Linked DNA regions of Homo sapiens: all the other regions are linked to region 1. A link is a loop called in an ENCODE intact Hi-C map of the cell type or tissue named here. Cell type or tissue: heart left ventricle. All regions are shown on one strand. Each heading gives the region's core, and the rest is flanking DNA. Links, peaks and the distances in the headings are about the cores only.

Region 1 (7,496 bases), core at 1,232-6,231:
TGTGTTATGAAAAATTTCAAACACACAAAAAAGCTGAAGGAACTTTACAGTGAACACCTGTATACTTAGCACTTATATTCTACTATTAATATTGCATTATCAACATGTTTTATCACATATCTATCCATCCTTCTGTCCATTTTATCAATCCACCAATGTTGCTGCATTTTATTTTTGATGCACGCACTTCCAAATTAGTTTGCAGACATCAGTACACTTCCAAATGGTTCTTTTTAAAACTCACTGAATGTTATTTTTCAAAATATCTGATACGTAAATATTTTCTTGATCACCATCTTAAGATATACCTTAAGAATGCAGTAAATATGAACCTAGAAGCCTTTCCTACAAATAAGAAAAGCCAAAAGGTTGTTTTACTAGAGGCCAAATTGTTACCTTGAGCCAGCTAAGAACCGAGTCGTGCCAAAACTGTGTAGGTGATGGAGGCAATGGGAAGCTCGCTGTCAGGACAGTGGGAATGTGGAAGGAGAAAGGCAGTGATTGTTTTAACAGGGCACCTCGGTGTTTAACACGGGTCTATGTGGGAAGGGATTAGCAACTTTCACAGCTATTTAGGAATAAAACGGGAAAGAACCCAAAGAAGGGCGGGGGTGGAAGGGGGCAATAGAGCCTGCAGAAAAAGGAGTGTTAAGCCAGAAAAGGGGTGTGTGTGTGGTCAGTTGGTGGGGTTTAACTGAGTCAAAAGGGACCACAGCAGGGGAGCCGGTTAACTGGTAGTGACACTCACACTTCTCCCCCCTCCCAAACCCCCAATCTTCCATCTAAGGGTGTGTGTAACGGTGCGGGGGAAGAGTCTGGGGCAGAAGCGTACCTCGCACACGCGCGTGAACACGCGCGCACACACATGCACACGCATACATATCTCCTGACGTGGTGATCTCCGTGGCCGGGGTGGGGGCGTGGGACTCCGGGGAGGCTCCGCAGAGGGGCAGCGGGCGCGGGAGAATCCCGGGATCCGGGTTCACCCATCCATCCTCTGTCCCCTGCCGCGTGCCCGCGCGCCGCCGGCCGCCCGCCTGCCGGGCCCAGTCGCCCCCCTTTCACTTTCGCGTCTGCGTAGGTGTCTGCCCGAGCGGGCACGAGGGCGCGGGGGCGCGCCAGGAGACGCGGGGGCGCGCGGCGCGCCGCGAGCGGAGGAGGAGGGGTCCCGGCTCTCGGCCCCTTCCTCGGCTTGCCCCGCCGAGCCGCCTCCGCGGGCGTCTGAGCCGCCGTCAGAGCGAGGGGACCGGTCGCGACCGCAGCGCCCCAGCCAGCTCCCCGCACGCCTCCGCGCACAGACGCCCGCTCCCTCCTCGGCGCCCCCCCACGGCGGGGGTGGGGCAGAGGCGCGGCGAGCCCGAGAGGGGCGGGGAGAGGAGCAGCCTGGCGGGGTGGGCAGCCGAGGAGCAGGAAAAGAAAACTTTTCCCTCCCGCCCCCCGCGCGAGGTCCCCAGCCCTCGCCTCCCCCCGCAGGTGGGAACTGCACCTGAAGCCGGGCGCGAGGTCAGGGCCGGACTTTGGAGGGCTGCGGGCAGGGCTGAAGGGGGTGCGTGCATTTGGGCTCAGTTTTCCTTTGGCCTCCAGGTTGTCAGTGGCCGTAGTGGGAGGGCGGCTGCCGGCGCCCCTGCCCGTTTCCCACCCGCGGGTGGCCGGACGCGGTGCCGCCTCCTCCCGCTCGTGAGGGCGTGACCCGGGGAGGGGGGCGCAGGCTCCCCCTGCGACCGCCCCCTCACACACGCGCTCGGCCGCCGGAGCTGTCACCGGCCACCCAGGGCCCGGGGAGGGGGCGCGGAGAGTGGCGCTGCGGAGCGGCGGGCGCGGGATCCTCCTGCCGGACTTCCCGGCTCCCAGGGACGCCGCTGTCAACGCCGAGCGGACGCGCAGCCCCGGGAGAGGGGCCCGCCAGAGGCCCGGCCGCCGCCGCTGGGGGCGGGCGGGTGCCCGCGTCCCCCTCTGCGCGATTTGGCGCCGCTGCCTCGCCGCCTCTTGTAGGGTAACAGCACTATTGCTCTACCCACCGTCAGCAGGGCGACTGCCACTGCCGGGATTATCATCCTCTCCATCCTCACCGCCGATCAGCCAATATTGGACTTGCTGGTGGCGGCGGCAGCAGCGGCGGCGGGAGTCTAGCCGTTCCCCTTCCCCCGCCCCAGCCTCCCCACCATGTCCTAGAAAAGGTGAGTGCAGCGACAGTCACTTTGCGCTGACAGCGGCGAGAGGGGGTCCGGAGAGCGCAGGGGCGGCCCCGGGCAAGGCAGGTTGCGCGCCCAGGGCAGAGGGCGCGGGTTGGCGAGCGGAGGTGGGATGCGGGCAGGAGACGAGTTGCCCGCTGGCGGCCCTGGGGCAAGGGTGCTGGGTGGCGGGCGAGTGATCGCGGCGGCTGCCCCTGCACGGTTCTAACCTAGATTTTGCAAGAAGCTGAGATCCAGGGCAAGACCGGCCCTCCTCAAAGGAGATAAAAACTTAGTAAAAGAGACACGTCCATTCCTTTAATAATGAATAATTCGGCAACGCTTGCGGAGCCGCCGCCGCCTCGCGTGCCCAGGCTCTAGGTCCGGGACTCCCCTTGCTCCCGCCCGCCGCCCGCGCTCTGCCGACGTGAGATCGATGCCCAGTTCGCTGGGCCGGGAGAGTGCGCGTGACGGTGGGCCCCGCGGGAAAGTTGGGACGCTCGGCGGGGACTCCTGGCTGCGGGGACGCCGGGGGCAGCTCCAAGCTGGGGACCGAGGGGCATTAGAGTCTGGGGTCAGGACCAGCTCGCGGCGCTGCCGCTGTCGCCCCTATCTCCAGGGAGTTCCTGACTGGAGCGGCTGAGAGTTCAAGTCTCAGCCCTGGGTTAGGGGTCCGGAATCCCGGAGCTTAACTAACTGTTAAGGAGAGGAGGGGCCTTTGGGCACAGGGTGTCCCCCGGTCCCCCGCCTCGGGCTTTGGCGGGCGCGAAGCGAGGGTGAGGCGGGAGGCCGCACAGCTGCCGCCGCCGGGCTGCGGGTCGCCGAGGGCCGGGGGACCAGATTTAGGTGTATACGTCACTGATGCTGACTCCGGGCCAGCGGGGAGCCTAAAACGGGGCCTTACATGAGAAGCCTAAAAGTCCTTAGAAATCAAAGTTAGGAACCCCATCCTTTTGCTTAGTAACTGCAGCATTTGGGTGGGCGGGAGGAGAATCGAGGAGGGGGCGGTTGGAGGGAAACCGAAATTTCTTCATGCAGACAACCGATCCTTAGAAAACAGTTTGGTTCCTTCCCCCCTCCTGTCTGTTTCTCCCACTTATGTGACCCACCCCCTCCACCCATTATAACGTGAATATCCTCGATGGTAAGCTTGCTTTCAAATTGAACTAGTGGAAAAATCCAATACTAAAGTAGTAAGTACAGTGACAAAATTATAAGGAAGTAGAGGAGCAGCTCTTGACCCTGCCACTTCTTTCATTTATCTTTCTCTCTCTCTCTTTTTTTTTTTTTTTTTTTTTTTTTTTTTTTTGGTGTTAGGGGTCTAAGGGATGGGAGGAAAGCTGTGTTTAAAGGGTTTTTCCAGCACGGTTAAAACAACTAAATTCAAATCGAGTGAACGTGATCGTCTTGCTCGCTGGCAGCGAAGGCTGCTGCTGCTCTGCTGAGAGGTAACTCTGGAGACAGTGGAAAGGGGCTGGGAGAGGAACCTCGAGGGTCGGGTGAAGCCCACCCAGAGTCCTCCCCGCGCGCGGACGCTGTTGGGCGGCGCCAGGGTCTGGGCTGCAGCTCACCTGGAGCTGCAGGTGGAGAGCGTGAGGGGACGACACTTTGCTCGCGGAAAAACCGACTTCTTCCGCGTCAGCACACTTTTCACATCTCTCCAGATATCCTGGGGTCGGTCAGAAGGAGAGCAGGGTGGACGTAAGCAAGTTTGGGGCGGCCGAGCGATGGGGGTGGGGGCAGCGTGCGGAGGCCGCCTGATGTAGCCACCGCCCGGCACCCCAAGCTCCCGCCGCGGCTGCGGCTTTAAGGAAGCTGCCGAGTCCAGGCTGTGTCGCAGCAACTTTGTATCAGTCATGTCGCCCGCCTGGTGACTGACAGCCTGGATTGTCCAATAAGAAGCCCGCCTGACCCGTGCGGCGTGGAGCCTTGCTTCTCTTCGGGCCAATAGGAAGGGTTCAGGGGGGCGGGATAGCAACCTGAACTTTATCTGGACATGTGACCCGCTTTTAAAAGGGCCAGCCCTCCAGCTGGCCCACTCCCCCTCCGGGCTTTCGCCCGCCCTCTCTCCCTCCCTTTTTTGCCCGCCCTGGCCCTGCCCCTGCCCCTGCCCCCTCCTCTCAGCCCCTCCGCGCCCGGGGTGTCATTGGGCCCGGGAGACGGGAGCCAACTTCAGGCTGCTCAGAGGAAGCCCGTGCAGTCAGTCACCTGGGTGCAAGAGCGTTGCTGCCTCGGGCTCTCCCGCTGCAGGGAGAGCGGCACTCGCTGGCCTGGATGTGGTTGGATTTAGGGGGGCTCCGCAGCAGGGGTTTCGTGGCGGTGGCAAGCGCTGCAACAGGTAGACGGCGAGAGACGGACCCCGGCCGAGGCAGGTGTGTAGGGGCGCGCGGCGGGGCACCGCTTGCCGTGCTCGGCGTGCGGCCGCGGCGCGGGAGCGTGCACTTTGCAGGGAGAAGTGGCTGCGTAATCCGGAGGCACAGTCAGTATGGTGCTGTGTGCTTGTTGTTTTGTTTTGGTTTTCCACTTTTCTCCCCCTTTGGCCGCCAGAGGACTATTTTGGGAAAGTTTGGCCACTTTGGATAAATGCCCTCTAACTAGCAGCTTTTAACTGCCTTTGGCAGTGGGAGGTCTACCACCCTTCCCTTTACCCAAAGATGAATTTCGGATCATTTTCCCTGTACAATTTTTAAAGGACGTTTGAATAATATTTCTTTCCTTTATCAATTGCGGACGCTCCCAAATCTCAGCCGGAGGTGTAGCGCATAAGGGCAGTTGAAGGAGATATAGATCCTAATAGATCCTGTATAAAAGGGGCTCTGGAAATTCGTGCATTTCCCGTTCGCTAGCATTCGCGAAACTCTTGAGACAGGCTACGCTTCCTATGGCATCAGTTGGAATTTTAAGGGCAAGGGAGAAGGGGACGAAGCTTCTTTTGGTGGCATCCTTACTCTGCTACTGAATTTTAGGTGCGTGGCTTTGCCTACTCAATTTAAAAAGACCAGGTTTAAATAATAATGGTTTATGGCACCATCAGTTTTAATTATTTATTATGACATAGGAGTTAGGAAAACTTTTGATAGCAGACGAGCTTTTGAAACCGCCGAATTTTAAAGGCACCAAATTGCTTCCTAACATTTTGTATTGCCATTTCTCTAGGTGCTGTTATTGATGATATTTACATAGTAATGATAACAGCATTCTCCATCTGTGAAGTCCTGCTGTGAAGTTTAAATTTTATGTTTGACATCGTGGCAGCTATCATGGAAAAGCTTGAGAGGAGAAGTTTTAAAAAATAATTTAAAGTGGAGCTTTTTCCTTTAAGGGAGGCATAGTTTTGTTTGGCGATTTTTGGAAAGATCAGGTGGCTCGGTAAATTAGGTGAGTGAATAGAAATCAGGTGTGCTCAGTTCTAACTGGTTCTCCCGCTCTCTCAGGTGACCTTGGGCAGATTTCTATCATTTACCTCATCTATAAAAGAGAGGAACATAATAGTTATGTAGTGGGGAATGACAAAAAATAGTTACATATAGTGAACTTTTACAACTATGCAGTCTATAGATGATTGTGAGATTCTTAAGCTTTAGTCTTTAAAGTGCCATCTTATAGTCAAATAAATATAAAAAAGATGCCTTTTCTATCATTTCCATCATGATGAGATTGGGTTTTGGGGGTTACTAAAAGTGAAAGTGTTTCCAGATAAAATACAAATTCGCAAGGATCTTTGTTAATATTCCCGAAAAAAGTACTTCTTTATGGAAAAGGGCAATTTAACACAGACTGTAAAACGTAAAACTTTAAGGTTTTCCTTTGTGAAAACAGCATTTCTTTTGTGTTTGAGAGCATATGTATGGCTTAAAGTAGCACCTCCACCAGTGCTTTTCCTTTAGTGAATTTTTTTTTGTGTTTTGGGGCGAGGCCCATTTGCATGAAAATTAAAAGTTCATAATGTTTTTTGCATTTGTCCTAAGAGAATCTTTGGTATGGTTTCCATTGTGAGGCAGGCAAGCCTGATTTTTGTTAGTTAGATTTGTATACCTCTATCTGCTTCATTTTATACTTTAGTAACATAAACTTTTTCTTTATCCTCTAGATATTAAGTTCTATGAGGATCATATTCATCGACTAGTATTTTCAGTATTCACTAGTTAGTACAGGTTGACTGAAATTCTGCTCAAGCCATGGTCATTGTGCCAGTTGCAAAAAGATAACCTCTGCTTCCTGGATGACATAGTAAATAAATTCCTAACTGGACCCATTTGTTTACAGAAAAGACTAATTAAAATACTAGGGAGACTCAAAATATTTCAATAATGCTATTTGAAAAATATCTGATCTTAAAAAAATGTTTGTGTAGAAGCCGTGCAGATGCTAGATGTCTTGTATTCTTTTGTGTTTGACTATTGCCAATCTGTATTGTTTCCTTTGTTGAGAGGTGCATTAGGTTGGTAGATGAGAATACCTTAAACAAAGTAATTTAGATTTCAGCAAAGCCTTTTGCAAATTCCTTAATGAGACTCCTGTCAATAATGTGGTGAAACACAGCCTATTTTATGTTATTAAGGGAGTTCAAGGTTAGCCAAACAGGACTTGGAAAGTTGTGATCAGCTGTATGATGTTAGCTGGTAAGGTGCTACCTTGTCCAGGGCTTTAAGACTGTCTTTGGTACCCATCATCTCCAGTATAGATTCTCTTCAGGTCTTCCGTAGCCTCACAAATGTGGGATATGGTTCTTGCTTTAGGGCAGAGTGCCGAAAAGTGCAGAATCTTAGTAGATGTTCTTTGAGAAAAAGGTGGAGTGGTCAAATTATTTGAGGAATGCTGGATTAAAAAGTAAACAGAATCTCCCAGAGGTTTTGATATGCAAATTTATATAGGGAAATTTCAAAAAAGCCAAGAGTGGACCGCCCTTCCCAAAAGACAATTTGGAGAATGGGTTTTGGAGAGGGGTCTGGGTGGGGGTCCCCTTCAGACACGGGACAGAGAGCCCTCTTGACTATGACCAGGAAGAGAATGAGGCTATGTGAGTGACGCAGAGTGTGCCAGTGAAGGCCTTCAGGTAAAGCTGTTGAGACAAGAGTAACTTCCAGGCATCTGGTTAGATGGTGGTGCAGTTTGCCAAGAGAGCGAATGTGAATTTGGGGGTGTGTGGGGGGAGAGATGTGCAGAAAGTGTTCAGTTTTGAATACAAATAGACATATTTATTGTGTTGTTTAATGGATTTGGATCTGAACCATTTATACCTTAGCTATATAGTAATTTATCTTTAGTATGGGGAAGACAAAATATTCTTAGGTAGAAATAGAAGCAGCATATAATATTTACTGC
Region 2 (7,496 bases), core at 1,476-6,475, 390 kb after region 1:
GGTGTGTCTCAGAAGCCTCTACTAGGTAACTCCTTTGATTTCAGAACCCCACAAGGGCAGACACACTGTAAGCTGGAATATTCACAAGACGGGGCAACGTGCAAGGCTGGAGACAGTGTCTATGGAGATGAGGCAATGAGATGTGTGGACAACTGGAAGCCTGTGAAAGAAGAGACCTGTGCAGCCAAACAAGGTTTGGGAACCAGCACAGTAGCTGCTTGGATAGAGGAAATTTTTCAGAGGCTTGTCGGCTGGGAAGGATCAGGTGAGGCAAGTGAGTAAATATACTTAAGTCGTGTAATGGGTTCACATCTAAAGCCAGTACACGTCAGATGATGCCATGTTTCACAGTGTCTCCCAAAAGCAACCTGTCCATATTTTTTGGAAGGCCAAAAAAAAAAAAAAAAAAAAACTAAACATGAGCTTCGTTATGTAACCATCTCTTACCTTCCAAACTTTGGGTTACTTTTTAATAAGAAGAATCGAAACATTTTTTAAATATCATCTAAAATGTAATACCTACATTTTCTCAAAAAACGGTAGAGGAAAGTATTAGTTTTAGAAGAGAATTTCTGATATTCTCTTTCCCTTCTTTTATTTAAAACATTTTGAAGGAACACGAGGCATTTTGGAATGGCAGCCCATAAGCAAAGGACTAACAGCTTTTCCTCAACCTGGGTTCCAAGAGAGAACTGAGCCCTAAGGCATATCTGTCTCTCGTCTCTCTCTCGTCTCTCTCCCCTCTCTCTCTCCTCTCTCTCCCCTCTCTCTCTCTCTCTCTCTCAAAGAGTGGGCTTTACCCATCATAAAAGATCTGGGTTTTCTAAGCTCCAGGTTTCTCTCTTGAGGCATGTAGGTGTGACCTGGCCCAAGCTGCATTGCCTTGTAGGAACTGGAACTCAGGGAACTGGCACAAGAAAACACTGATACTGTCATTGCTGTGATTAATAGAGGCTGTTGGCTCTGACCGCGAGTCCCACGCCTTCTGCCAGCATCCCGGAAACGATGGTAGGCTAATTTGGTAGCTCGCAAGCAGGGTACGGTTTCAGACCCTTCACAGTTCTTGACAGTATCATCCTTGGGAGAACTAAAACACTCACCAGATCATTTTTTTTGTACTCTGTGGTTCAGGGGAGAGCCCCAGCTTTTTCCCAAAGAACATCTTTGGGAAAAAGATCAAAGGTGATTAGTGAAATAATAATTAAAAGCTCATTATGTGCTAGAACATAATGAAATTTTTGAGAGTCCTTTCCTACCATTTCCCAAATTTAAACATTTAAAAAATCTATTTATTGCCTTTTTTTCTTGTTGTCCCTTTAACTACGGATTTTTGATTAGTAAGACTGGCATGAGCACAAACCACCAATTCTGTTTAATGCCAAGCTACTGACCAAGTACAAAAAAGTACCTAAGTGCCACAAGTTTCCTGAAAGCCAAGTTGCAGTTTGCGAAAATGGAGGAAGAAGTCAACTGTTCCTAAAAAGCTCAGAAACCACGTTTACCAAGACAGAAGAAATATACAGAACTGCTAATATCTGTTCGCTATCTTCCCAACTTAACACACTACACTGCAAAAGGCATCTCCTAAAACAGGATTCTTCTCTATCTTCAGCACGGAAGGCCAACATCACCGTCCTTCTTTCTCAAAGAAAGGGGACAAATAGAAACAAGAGTGTTTCACTAAAAGCACATGAAGATTTCAAATTGCTAACTTGGAAACACGTTCCTGAAAATGCACAGACTGAAAGTCTACCTGACTGTTCCTGACGCCACGGAGGCATTTCCTGTGTTTAGGTGGGGTGGGTGGAAGAGCTGGGAAGACAGTAAGCAGGGAAAGAATATGCATTTGTGTAAAGGATGAGGAAACTCTCTTCTTTAAAAAGAGTCAACACTCTTGCTTGGAAACATGGGCCTGAATTTCGGGGAAAGACCTTGTAGCTTTCACGTGCAGCAGTGGGGCCAAACCCCAAAACATGAAATTATGACAGTGCTGTATATGTGGTTACTTTACAAAGTGTATTTTTAGAAAATGGAACAGATCAGCAGTCCATGCTGCTTCTGATTCAAACTGTGATCCAGTCGCCTCCAGTACCAGACTCTACGCTCCACGCATATTAAAAACATTCTGGCAGCGACAGATCACAAACATTTCAGAAAGGGGGAAGGGAGTAGGGGCCTTAACTGTTAAAACTCGACACCAGTTGCACCAATCACCAGAGAACTCCTGCATCTAACAAACATTTCTTGCATAATATACACAGGTCAGGCTTTGGGCAGCACTAGAGATACAAGCCCCTGATTCCAGCCTGTATAAGCACTGAATGCAATCTAAATTCAAAAGGGTAGAGCGAGGAGAATACGCATTAAGAAAAGAAATGAATGCTTATTTGAAGTGACTAAATCCCCCAAATACCAAGATATTTCACTACGGTTATACAATACGAGATCAAATCAGAAGTTTGCACTGCAATGAAAGATTCTAAACTCTCATTTGCCAGGTCTCTGAGCAGAAGCTAACACATTAGTGAAATGATCTTTCATGCCAGTCTGGGAAACATACAGCATAAGTCTAGAACAGCTGTCCTGGGCAAGAGTGTTTGAAAATGTTAATAAAGACAGAAGGAAATATTGTAGATCTGTATATTATGGGAAAATCTCTGTTCAAATAAATGCCAGTTATTCCTTAAGTGCCAGGAGAGGGAGAACTCCACACGCAAGCACATTGTTTGGCTCCCCACGAGCACACCGAGGGACAACAGCAGTGCAGAGAAACAAAGGCCTGTGACATGCAAGTCGCCATAACCCACGGCGTTGGGGGAGAAGGACTTTGCTGCCCATCAGGAAGGTTCGGAGTAGACCCACTGGCTCATCATTTACAGTCTGAGGACTTCCTGTCAGGCCTTGTGCTAGTCCCTGGGGACACCCAGGAAACCGTGACACCACCTGCTCTGCAGCCAAGTGAGTGGAGAATGCCCAATTAATAACCATAATACAGGCACTGAGAGCCATGTAGCGATCTGCCCAAGGTCCCTCAGAGGAAGAGTGGAGGAAGCACCTAATAACCATGGGGATAGCCAGGAGGGCTTCCTGGAGGAGGCAGCATCTGTGCGGAGCTAATGCTGAAGCTGATGCTACCATAGTCAACATCGTCATCACCTCCCCACACCCAGGCTCATGTGAGGCACAACTGTGCAATCTAGCCCTGTGCTAGATGCAACAGGCAGGCACTAGTACACTTATTCCCAACCACCCTATTATTCCACATGACATATGAGAAGACCATCTCAGAAAGGTGAAAGCAACTTACTCAAGGTCATGTTTCTAGTAAACCCTGTTTTGACAAGACAGCACAGATCTCAGACCCTCAAGTCCTTTTCAGTGACTAGAATGGAATATGGAAAGAATGGTGAGAGATGCAAGTACCGGGATATTCAGGAGGCACAATCATAACCTAAAGGCAAAGAGGGGCCATTGAAGGATTGTACGCATGCAAATTACAAATGCCTAAGACTCTGCCACTCTGCAGAGAGACCTGGGTGCCAGAGCTGGCACTATCATTGTTGGCTGAGTGCCAGCTTGCAGTTTCTTCCTCCCCTAGGCTTGTTCCTCTTTTTGTCAATAGCTAGAGGCTATGCTGAGAAGGAAGCGAATGACTTACGAGTGCCCCCCAGAGGTTGGCCCACAGTTGCCATCATTAGCCTGCACTTAGTGTCATCCACAACTGAAACTTGGCTGAGCAACCTAAACTCCCTCAGCTAACGTGAAGAGAGTCATGACTCATCGGCTGGGTCACTGTGGGTTTAAATGAGATGATAGGCGTAAAGCCCTGAAGCATAGCAAGCAGTCAATAAATGAAGCCCTCACTACTATTACATATTTCTAGGTCAGATCTTACCTCTGATTTCTAGGGTTATATCATCACTAACCATTTAATTTACCAAAAGACAGCAAATCAGCTATGCAAAGGGAAAAAAGTATGACTATATTAAGTAGATGTCATCATTTAAAAAATCTAAAGTTGCTTATAGAAACATGGCATCCTGGATTTGAGCTTGAAACAGAGAAAGAACATTATTGGAAAGACTGGTGAAGTCCATATGAAGTCTGTGGTTTAGTTAACAGTACTGTATCAACACTAATTTCATTATTTTTAACAAAGGTACCACAGTTCTGTAAGATGCTAAGAGCCGGAGGTGGGGTGGGGGCGGGAAGTGAAGAGGGGAAGTGAAGGGTCTACGGAAGCTCTGTAGTATCTTTGTAACTTTTCTGCATACCTTAAACTATTCCAAAATAAAAATTTATTTTAAATGATACATTATAAAAAGAACAACCCCACATAGGTTTTTCAGTCACTGAAACACTAAAAGCCTTCTGAAATTATAAATAAACATTTGAGGGCATCCAAAACCCATAGGGAAAATGTCTGGTTGGTTTAATGACAAGAAGAGATGTGTGAAGCTTACACTGAAAATCACCTGGCACTCTCCATCTACCACCACAGTGGTTAACTGCACTTCCTAAAGCTGGGTTTTAAGAAAGGTGGGCCCTTCCAAACAGACCTGTTTTGATTACTGATTAGCTCAAGATCAGTAAACTTATTCTGTAAAGGGCCAGAGAGTAAATACTTCAAGCTTGGCAGGCCTTCTGCAACTACTCAATTCTGCTATCACTGTCAGTGAAAAAGCAGCCACAGACAAAACGTAAACAACTAAGTGTAGCTGTGTTCCAATAAAACTTTATAAAGACAGGTGGCAGTGGGCCACGGTTTGCTCACCCCTGGATTAAACAGACCAGATAAGAAGCCTGGAAGGGACGTGGGGTTTGGGGGAGATGAAGACAATTCGGATGGAGAATCCCCTCCATCTTCACTGGTTTTGTGGTGCGGGGCTCCCCTGTTCGTGCCTGGGGCTGACCCACACATACCCAGTGCTTTCCTGCAGCAGAGGCCTTCTTCAACTGTATAAGATCATCTCTCAAGCAGCAGGGAGCCAGCCAATACATGAAGCCAGCACGTAAAAGCAGTAACTTGTTCACCTTTGAGAACAAATATCTTTATTTTGTTGCTTCCCTGAGACGGAGTCTTGCTCTGTCACTCAGGCTGGAGTGCAGTGGCGCAATCTTGGCTCATTGCAACCTCCGCCTTCCAGGTTCAAGCAATTCTCGTGCTTCGCCTCCCGAGTAGCTGGGATTACAGGTGCATACCACCATGCCAGGCTAATTTTTGTATTTTCAGTAGAGACAGGGTTTCACCATGTTGGCCAGGCTGCTCTCGAACTCCTGACCTCAAGTGATCTGCCTGCCTCAGTCTCCCAAAGTGCTGGGATTACAGGCGTATGCCACCGCGCCCAGCTGAGAACAAATATCTTTTGCAGGAGGTAGGCGGTCAGGGAGAGGAGGAAGGGCACTGCAGGAAATCCCTCAAGCCCCATGAAGGAAGGCCTGCCATGTTTAACACTCAGTCCTCAGCCTGTGCGATCCTGAGGCTCCTACATGGATTTCCTCCTTTAACAAGAAAGGACATCACCATCTAATCATCTGACAAAGTTCACTCCCAAAGTCCACTCTCTTAGAGCAAAAGTTCTTGGTTTTGCTGTAAGAGAACAGGCGCAGAATTACATCTCTGACTGCTCTTCCACTCAAAGAGTTCTCCTTGAATCCTACCTTCCTTCCAGATGATCAGTGTGGAATCAGGTAAGAGGGCTGAACTTTAGCTTGCTAGTTGAACAGAAAAGGAACTGTAACTTCATTTCAGAAAATTAGGGGGCATTCGAGGTCTGAAGGTTACTGTCCTGCAGTCACTGACAGGAATGTTTCGACCAGCTGCCACCCAATGTGAAGGCTGAACATCTTCAACAGGGCCAAGCACAGCTCTAAAGGGACACAGATACTCCGCTCAGAAAAATCCACCAATCACTTACAAAGAGATTTATGGGTTACTTGTTGTAATGGGTGAGCTACCTGGGTATACGGCTCAGAATAAGTTATAAATGTGGTTGGGTCTCAGTAGGTTCCCCATGCTTTGATCATGTGATAGCCAAGGGTCTATTCTCAGAGGCTCTGACAAAGCAGATCCCCAAAGCAAGAGGCTAGGAGAGAAGCCCCAGCTGAGTCCTCCGGGAATAAATACAGTAACTGCTAAAAACAACACAACTTCAGGTCAACATCTAGAGCTTCTCCAAGGCTAGAAAGGTTCTCTCTCTGAGCTAGTCAGTGAGGAGATTATGTAACTGATGAACCAGGAAGTTGGGGTCAAGTTAAACTAAGAATATTAAACTACATTCTCAGAGGAAAGGAAAATCCCAGCAGGTGGCTGCCTCGAGCTCTCAGGGGAGCAGTGATTGGGTTTTATTACATGTGGTATCTGGAAACCTCACCCCGGCCCAGAGGGGCAGATGTTATTATTCCCCTTTTACAGATAATCTTGCTAAGCCTTGGTTTGCTTAAATCCCTGGTTTGCTTAAATCACTTATATAAAAGATCTTCAAGGTTGTAAGAAAAAGAACGTGGATGCAAGGCCAGGCCTGTTTGAAATCAGTGACTTACCAATGTAAACGGTCTCGAACTTACGGAGAGAGCCCATGAGGTCCTTACTTTATTTAGATATTGAGACACAGCCAATTTATGAATAGCAAATAATAAATTACAACAATGGCATCAAGTAAGAAAATCTTTAACAACAAAAACCAGTTAAACTAAAAACCAAAAATGACTGATGCAAGACTTAATTGTTTTTAAGTCTTAAGCAGTGGAAAAGCTACTACAAAATTCAGACATGTCTTTATTTTGGGAAGTCATCTTTTCATGGTAGGGCTTTAAAGTTACATGGACTATCAACATTCTGACTTAAAAATAAAACCTCCAAATTTCAGCACCTGCAGCTACAGCACAGCAAAGGAAGGCACGAATTAGGCCACACGCAAGTGCCAAGTACACAACGCAGATACCAAAAATACCCCAGCAAGCCACAATGGATGTGTATCGAAGCATGTAAGGGGCCAGGCAGTCGGCATAGCATAATTTCTATACAAAGCTGGAGAGAAGAAATTCAAGGAAACACACAGGACAAAAGTTGTACCCCCAGACTGAATGTGAATAGACAATGTGATGGTAGATGGCCAAGTATACAGGCCCTGAGAATCACTTCCAGAGCGTTTCTGAAGCTGAAGGGAGACAACCGAATATCATATTACTCATAAAAAGATTATGGATGCTGCCTGGTTGCATAGATCAAATTTCCAAGTCTCTCAAGCTCTGCTGTGGGGGAGAAGGCCCTCCCGCCCGCATCTCAGCCAAGGTGTTAGATGATAAATGCGCAGCAACCAGATTCAAGTGTTTATTCCCCATAGATAATTATAAACCACAGCCACATGACTTAATGTAAGGTCAGTGCTCCCTCTTCAAACCAAGGGCACTGACCAGTTGACAGCCATGGCTGTTTCACTGGGTTTCAGAATCGGGGCAGGGTGGAGAATACCTGCAATTCAAGCAATGTCCCC
Region 3 (7,496 bases), core at 1,476-6,475, 520 kb after region 1:
ATTAATCATTATTTTAGATGCCTTATATGTATATATTTTCATATATAATTACTAACATTAGCTAATCTTGAAATATTCTTGAAAATGAAGGAAAAACGCACTCTTCATGAAATAATTAGAAAAACTTGTGAGGAAATACCTAGCAATCTGGCTAAGAATGATGTATTATGAAGGTAATATTAAGAAAAGCAATGAAGAGACTCATGAATATTGTTTCAGATCATAGGTGGATTACAAAAATGTGATAATGTGTTCCTTACATATATTTATAACTAGTCCTCAGTAAGCACTAATGTTTAAATGTCTGTTTAAGTATAGTAAGCACTTTCTAGGCTATCTGCTGCACTGGGTTACATAAAAATAAACAGGTTCATACACAAAGATACTCTTCCAAGATACTCAGCAATTCATAACATTATAACATTCTGTCAAAAATGTGTATTTATATTAAAATGGTTTTAAATATAAGCAGACAGAAGAATGATTCTCTCTATTCCATCAAAGGGACATATTCACCATCATAAATTTAAGATACGGTATTTACATAATTCTAAAGCTTTGGGAAAAGAATGCATTATTTGTAACACTTACAGTGCATTAAATACTGCCAAGCAGCAGGGTAAGGGATAATTCCTAAGCATTGAGGCAGCAGATAAAGTAGAGCTGTACAAAGATGAGATTCAACATAATACTGAATAACATTTTAAACTTTCTGGACCTTGGTACCTCCATTTAAATAAAAAACAAACATATCTTGGAAATACAAATGTGTTAAGGTTACAAAATATAAATTATTACAAGTTAAGGTTACTGACATCCTGAAAACTTCCAACTCTGCCACCTTCTAGCTATGTGACCTAGCAAGTTATTCAGCCTCTCTGTGCTCAGCTTCTTCATCTGAAAATGGGGTTAATGATGGGAACTGGGTTGCTGTGAACATTAAAGGAGATAATGTTTACAAAGCAAGTGCATGAGCTTCACACATACCAAGCAATCATTACAAGCTTTAATTGTAGTATAAAACTCAAAATTAATTTCAAAATAGCCAGGCACGATACATATAAATGTCCTAACCAAGGCCTTTAATCTATAAGCCCATTTTCATAAAATAAAGCACATGCTGGGAAGAGAGTCAAAATTTATTTAACGAGAATGACTCATGGAAAATATACAATTCCTGCTCACCAATAACATTTGTAAGTTCTTCCCCGGATGATAATTATTTGAACAGCAGATAGAAAAACATTACAGACAGCTATTATTTGCCACCAACTAATCTGTTTTTCCCTTTCCTATATAAGTCTTGCTTTCACTGGCATGTTCGCCTTCTCCTACTCTTTGTGTAAACGCATTTCTGTATTGTGATGATTAGCCTCCCCACCAGCAGGCACTTTCAGGAAAGGTCTTAGGATCTCATTCCCACAGTCTTCCCACTCCCAAACAAACCAGAGACTCAACACAGAAACCAGACAGTTTGGCACGTAAGGGTGGCTGTGCCCACTGGGGTTGTCTGTCACATCCACTCACTACTGTCCCATCCCAGGAGAAAAGTGAGAAATATTTTAAAAAGTGCAAAGCAAATACTCACTTCTGGGTCTAAACCCGTATTTTTGGAAGTACTGACAATTTTAGGCTTCTAAAGATACACCTAAGACTTGATGCTAAGTCTCATCCTCCCGAATCCAAGTCTCAAATACGAAAGGTAGAAAGTTTACTAGCTGTAACCTCTGTATTATGGTCAAAATGGACTGTATACTACAGGTGGCTGGCCTCGTTTTCAGTTTCTAGGCAACACAAGAGAAAGCATTTTAGCTTCAGACCAGATGCCCTAGACTTGTTGCTATTCTTTCTACCCAAGCTACTGGCAAAGTGCCGAGACAGGGCCTAGAGGAAAGCGACGGAGTAACAGGGAGTTTCCGATTTCATTAGTAACCTTTGGGGCCCCACACTCTCCCAGAGGTCTCCCGATCCCAGTATCTAATACAGGCACTGGCTGTGACTCACTCAATGTGCCCTTCAGTTTTTCCTCACAGCATGAACCTTGGCAAAAGGAGTATCTCACAGCCTCTGCGCCTTCCCTTAGGATCAAGCTCCCCTATCACCAATAAGTTGCACTGTCCACCAACTCTTCCTCTCACCCTGTTTCTGCTGCCATAGGATAAGTCTGGCTTAGAGTCGGGAGACTAGGCTCCAAACCCCAGCTTTGCCTAGTTGTGTGACCTGTGACAGGTTTATCCTACCTTGTTCTGGCCTCTGATACCACATGTGCAACTGAGCCTATTAATATATATCTGCTCAGCTACCGAGTTTTATGGAGACTGTGTGAGAGAGTGTGATATACTCCAAAAACATAAAATGCAATACGTTAAAATTTTTAATATATTGTCATATGCAGATTCTGTATTGACATCTTGCCTGCTATGAAGAGACCTCACGAGGTGTTGCAGCAATCCTCAGCAAAGACAGTGCATCTCTCTTGGGCCAAGGATGCACCTTCAGAATCCATGAAGCAGTTGTTATGGAAAAAAGGCAGGTCTAACTTTAGAATGGCTTAATCCTGAATCTAGATGAACACTTTCAGTGGGTGATACTTAAATCTTCCCTCCCAACTTCCCTTTCCTACAGTACTCTCAAACTTTTAAACTTTGTTATTTAACAGCTTGTCTTCTGTTTTTCTTTCCTTCATCTCTCCAACATCCTCAAAAAAAGGTCAGACTATAGTGTCTCCATCTCCTCATGCTCACTGTGGTTAAGAGCGTGGGTATTTAAAACACAGTCTTGGAAGCAAGTTGTAGTATACTGCTCTCTACCTCTGAGACTTAGACAAATCAAATCACGTTTCTTCACTTCAGGGGCTCATGCGAATGGGGATAATACCACCTGTCTCACATGGTTCTTATGAGAAAATAACACCTAAGAAAAAAACAAGTACAACCTCGCTATTATCTAGTTTGACTTTCCAGCCACTAAACCCAATGGTTGTTTCTTGTTCCTCCACCAACCTGACCTTTCTAGAGTATTTGGCACAGCTGACTTCTTCCTTCTTGGAATCTCCCCTCTTATGGATTCCCTTACAACCATCCTTCTTCCTTCGCCTCCTATCCCTCTGTCTTATGTCTCCATTATTCTTCTTCCTCTCATCATCAAAATAGAAGCATTCACAAAGATTCTGTCCTTTTCTCCACTATCATCTTGACTTAGACACTCAAAACCTTACCTCTTTAAAAATAATTCCTGCCATCTCTCCTCTTGCTTTCATTCTATTTCTTATAACATGCCACTTGCATTCAGAATATCTAAAACCAGTCTCTATCCCTCCCAAACCTACTGCTCATCTTGCATTCTGCCTTGGCTAAAGGTCTCATCCACCTGGTCTGGGAGGCTTAGAGTTCGTTTTCACTTTCCTCTCTCCCTGACTTCCAATATCCAGCAGGTCATCAAATTCTGTTTGTCTGCGAAGTCTCTCTTCCTATCCATCCCTTCTTTCCACTGCAAATATTCTAGTTTAAACCTCCATCATTTCTTATCTGAATTACTCCCCAAATTCAAGCAACCGCCCTGCCTTCCATCTTACCCCCATTCTATTCCCACCAATTCTATTCTCTGTCAAAGATCTCAAGACACACTCCCATCCAAATCTGTCAATAGCTCACCACAGCCTACAGAAAGAGTTAAGGCAGACAATGCAGCACAGCACCTGGGATCTGCCACCCTCTGGATACAACTGCTCACAAACATCTCCCCACATCATACCACCCACTCACCACTACCAACACCACCCCAGCATGGTGGAAGCACCCTCTGTTCCAATATCTACCCTCTGGAGCAAAGAGCAGGGTTGCTTGCAGCCTTAGCAAATAGAGATGGTGTCTCCTAGAGCAAAAGGCTTCCTTGCTGGCCATTATAAAAGATCTGAGTTTTCTGCATTCAGAGTTTTTCCTCCTATAACACAACCAACTGTATCATCCATAAGTATCACCTGGCCATCTTTGCAGTGCCCTGAGGAATCAGGGCTCAGGGAATGAGCACAAAATGCACTGCTCTAGCTACTGACAGTAATAAACTGTCCTGTGTCAAAGATCCAGGAGTCTTGTGTCTTCTACTAGTATCCGTGGAACTATGCAGGATAACTGGTTAACATGAAAGTAGAGTAAAATCTCTGTCTTGAATTTAGATTGAAGCTCATCTTTAAGAACAGGAACCATATTTCTAGTATTTTTTCCTCTAATACCTTCCCTGTAAGAAATACCCCAAAATTACAACTAAAATCCATCTAACATGTGTGTGCCCAGGCATAGGTAAGTATTAAAGTAAGCTGGAAAGGATGGGACAGCTAAATAAATTTTCAAGCTCATCACTCATGTAGCTCAGGTTTAAGTACTAGCAAAATTTTACTACAATAAATCAAAAAGAGACTCAAACTCAAGGCAAAAGTGGGCCGTTGCTTTTTGCAAGATTCCTTTTCATTCCTCTGCTGCAGAGATGGGAAACATCAGAAAAGGCCTAATGTTGTGTCTCGCTGCTGCCCTCTGCCTCTCCACCTCAGAGCAGCTGTAGCAGCAGGTACTAAATCCCAGGAGGAAGAATGCCTGCTTTTGGTTTTCAGGGTGTTTTGTGGTGTTTGTTTGGCTTCTGAGGAAAAGCTTGAGATAATCTGAAAACCGTGGTGTTCTTCCTGAGCCTCTGGCTATTTTACTGCTCAGGATATCTTAATGCTCAAATGTCCACAAATCACTGAAGAGGAAGAGGTTAAAAGCCAAACCAGTTAATTTTGCTGTTTGTTCTAAGAGCCATATAAAATTAACAGATAAAGTGAATTTGGGTGATTTATTTCCCAATGTAAATTGCTATTTTAAAAAAAAAAAAATAGAAAGTTCTTCAATCTCCTAGAGCCTTAAATCAATAATGAGACTACTTAATTATAATTGGCCTCAATGACTGGATTTATCTCTAAATAAGCAACTCACACTTACTGGCTATTCAACAGGTGCCAATGTCCTAAGCATTCTCTTTTAGTTCTCACAACAACCCCATGAAGGAGATCTGATCCTTATCCCTTTTCACAGATGATAAAGACACAGAGAGGTTACAGGCAGAGTTAATAAGGAGTAAAACTGAGATTACAATCAAGATAGTCTTTTGGGCTAATGTTCTTCACCACTATGCTAACAGTGTACCATAAAATGTCACAGACCTCATCAGAATGTAATGCAAAAACAAAGCCTAGCATGCCTACTCTGTAGCAAGACAGTTCCACCAAGTTTCTTCTGTTCTAAAAACACCTTCAGCACTACTTGAAAATATACCATTGTCATTTTCTGACAACTACCCAACCTCCAACCCCAAATACACCCAGAAGCAAGATGATTTATTGTAAGGATAGAATAAAGTCCTATTAATTTTCTTCATTTCTATTCTGTGGATGCGTTAAAGAGGAGGAAAACGTATAAAACCATAGGTAACAAAGAGAAAAGAAGGTTTAATTCATGGGCTGAAAAAAAACAGTCACTGGACAACAGGAAAGTAGTAACAGTCCTAAACCAAACCCTAAACCACATGGACGAGGGGTAAAGGCAAGGACTCGGGGTTCGCCGTCTCAGAGGAAGGATGTGCCCCTATTAATTTAATGTGACCATTCATTTGGAAACAAATAGTTTCTCAGAGTTTCCTTAAAACAAATAAGATTACTAATTGTGAAAATGAATATTCAGTCCTGATGTGCCTGGATTTATTATTTCAATTTTGCATTTGCATTTCTGCAGACACCACAAGACTCTTCAACTCCCTCCCACAGAAGACTGTCCTCTATTTCCACCCACGCTCACCTCACACCCATTTTGATTAAAACAGAGACAGAGAGAAACTCTAGTTTACTTGCTGTAAATTTTCTGAGGACAGCTGTTCTTTATTTTCTTCATTGCCCTTGGCAATTTAAAATTAATGCGCAATTGGTAAAATATGTTTCAGGTTCACTCTGGACATCTTCCTTTCCATACCCCTGAAGATTAATACTGAAATTATACATTGTAATCTTCTACCAGAGCCCATCTTGAGAACCCCATACAATTCTAAAGTGCTCTGGAGGCAAAGCAATCTTCAAGCGGTAAGGTTTTCCAAAAATCTAAAACTTTGCTTTGCAAAGGAAGATAAATTTGCTTTTACATGCAACAAATGAAAGATTGTCAAATCTTGTATGTGGCTTCCTACTTCTATCCCATGAATTCACAGCTTGTTACAATGCTGAATTTGATAACTGACAGCTTGCCTAGATCGACATTTTAATGCCATACTCTAGAAAATTAAAGTGAATATTCAAATTATCCACATATGGAAGATTTTTTAAGAGAAACTTCATAAACAAAAGTGGCATCCAAATTTAGTTTTAAATGGTAATGACTATTTTAAAAATAGCAACTAAAAGATGTTTTTAAGCAAAAGAGTGTTACTTTGTTTTTGCATATCATACAGTACATGCACCTAGGTGTCATGCAGGCCCAGAAAGAGACAATGCACTGCTCATGGGGGGCGGCTCATTTGTACTTACTCAAAGAAATGATGTAATTACACTCCAATCTCTGAAACTATAAGACTCTTTCACACATAACATGATGTACTTTTCTACGTCTAATATATTACCCACAGTTCAGAAAGATGCTGACATAAATTCATAAAGGAATGAAAAACAATCCTACATGTTATGTGAAAGTACCAATTCCAACCACATATAAATTCTTCCAATAACTTTAGAAATTGTTGAGACACACAATATTACCAATATGGAATTTTAGTCAAATCTGAATACTGAAGCAAAAAGCAAATGCTTACTGAGTGCTTACTATGTGTGCAAGGCATGCCTGTATTTAGAAATGAGAAGAGGCAAGCAAAGGATAAATAAGACATTTTCTCTGAGTAAACAGTAAAGTTCCAGAAACAAAGTAAACATAGGAAATATAACTTAAAATACCAGGCAATATAACTGCCAAATGAGGCACATGCACATTTCAAGATTAAAACAAATCAGGAGAAGGATGAAGAAGGAAATGAAGATAGGCATTTAATGAATATCTACTATGTGCAAAGACTCACTCTTTAATCCTCACAAAGCTGGGTGGGAGGTAGTATGAATAAAATTTTTTTTTTTTTTTTTTTTTGAGACGGAGTCTCGCTCTGTCGCCCAGGCTGGAGTGCAGTGGCGGGATCTCGGCTCACTGCAAGCTCCGCCTCCCGGGTTCACGCCATTCTCCTGCCTCAGCCTCCCAAGTAGCTAGGACTACAGGCGCCCGCCACTACGCCCGGCTATTTTTTGTAGTTTTAGTAGAGACGGGGTTTCACCGTTTTAGCCGGGATGGTCTCGATCTCCTGACCTCGTGATCCGCCCGCCTCGGCCTCCCAAAGTGCTGGGATTACAGGCGTGAGCCACCGCGCCCGGCCAACTTTTTTTTTTTTTTAAAGGAACTAAGGGTCTGAGAGGTTAAGAATCCTTCCAAATGCTTATC

What was found. Peaks named below come from ENCODE experiments on the same cell type or tissue, not always from the same donor. Only the 100,000 strongest peaks of a DNase experiment are listed, where the experiment ranks them.
Region 2: a loop joins it to region 1, with 2.4 times the contacts of the local background. A loop is called at or near these places in 24 of 110 quality-filtered maps.
Region 3: it touches region 1 in a loop (4-fold over the local background); 7 of 110 quality-filtered maps call a loop at or near these places.

The regions. Positions count from the first base shown.
Region 1 is chr4:148,439,207-148,446,702 of GRCh38, reverse strand. It overlaps NR3C2 (nuclear receptor subfamily 3 group C member 2), which reads left to right and starts at 4,289. Exons shown (of 9, transcript NM_000901.5): 1 at 4,289-4,543. RefSeq lists silencers at 956-1,095, 1,856-1,905, 4,092-4,381 and an enhancer at 2,066-2,155. In heart left ventricle, for the core only: no CTCF peak of the experiment used is centred there; DNase peaks (open chromatin) are centred at 1,342, 1,732, 2,992, 4,062 and 3 weaker places; H3K4me3 peaks cover 5,000 bases; H3K27ac peaks cover 3,337 bases.
Region 2 is chr4:148,053,262-148,060,757 of GRCh38, reverse strand. The region is part of intron 20 of ARHGAP10 (Rho GTPase activating protein 10); the gene reads right to left. Among named protein-coding and RNA genes, the nearest start is that of MIR4799, 270 kb to the right of the region's middle. RefSeq lists an enhancer at 4,636-7,496. In heart left ventricle, for the core only: CTCF peaks have their summits at 3,685 (motif pointing left) and 6,302 (motif pointing right); a DNase peak (open chromatin) is centred at 3,621; H3K27ac peaks cover 2,785 bases.
Region 3 is chr4:147,922,343-147,929,838 of GRCh38, reverse strand. All of the region lies in intron 13 of ARHGAP10 (Rho GTPase activating protein 10), which reads right to left. Among named protein-coding and RNA genes, the nearest start is that of MIR4799, 140 kb to the right of the region's middle. In heart left ventricle, for the core only: a CTCF peak has its summit at 4,528; a DNase peak (open chromatin) is centred at 1,879; H3K27ac peaks cover 667 bases.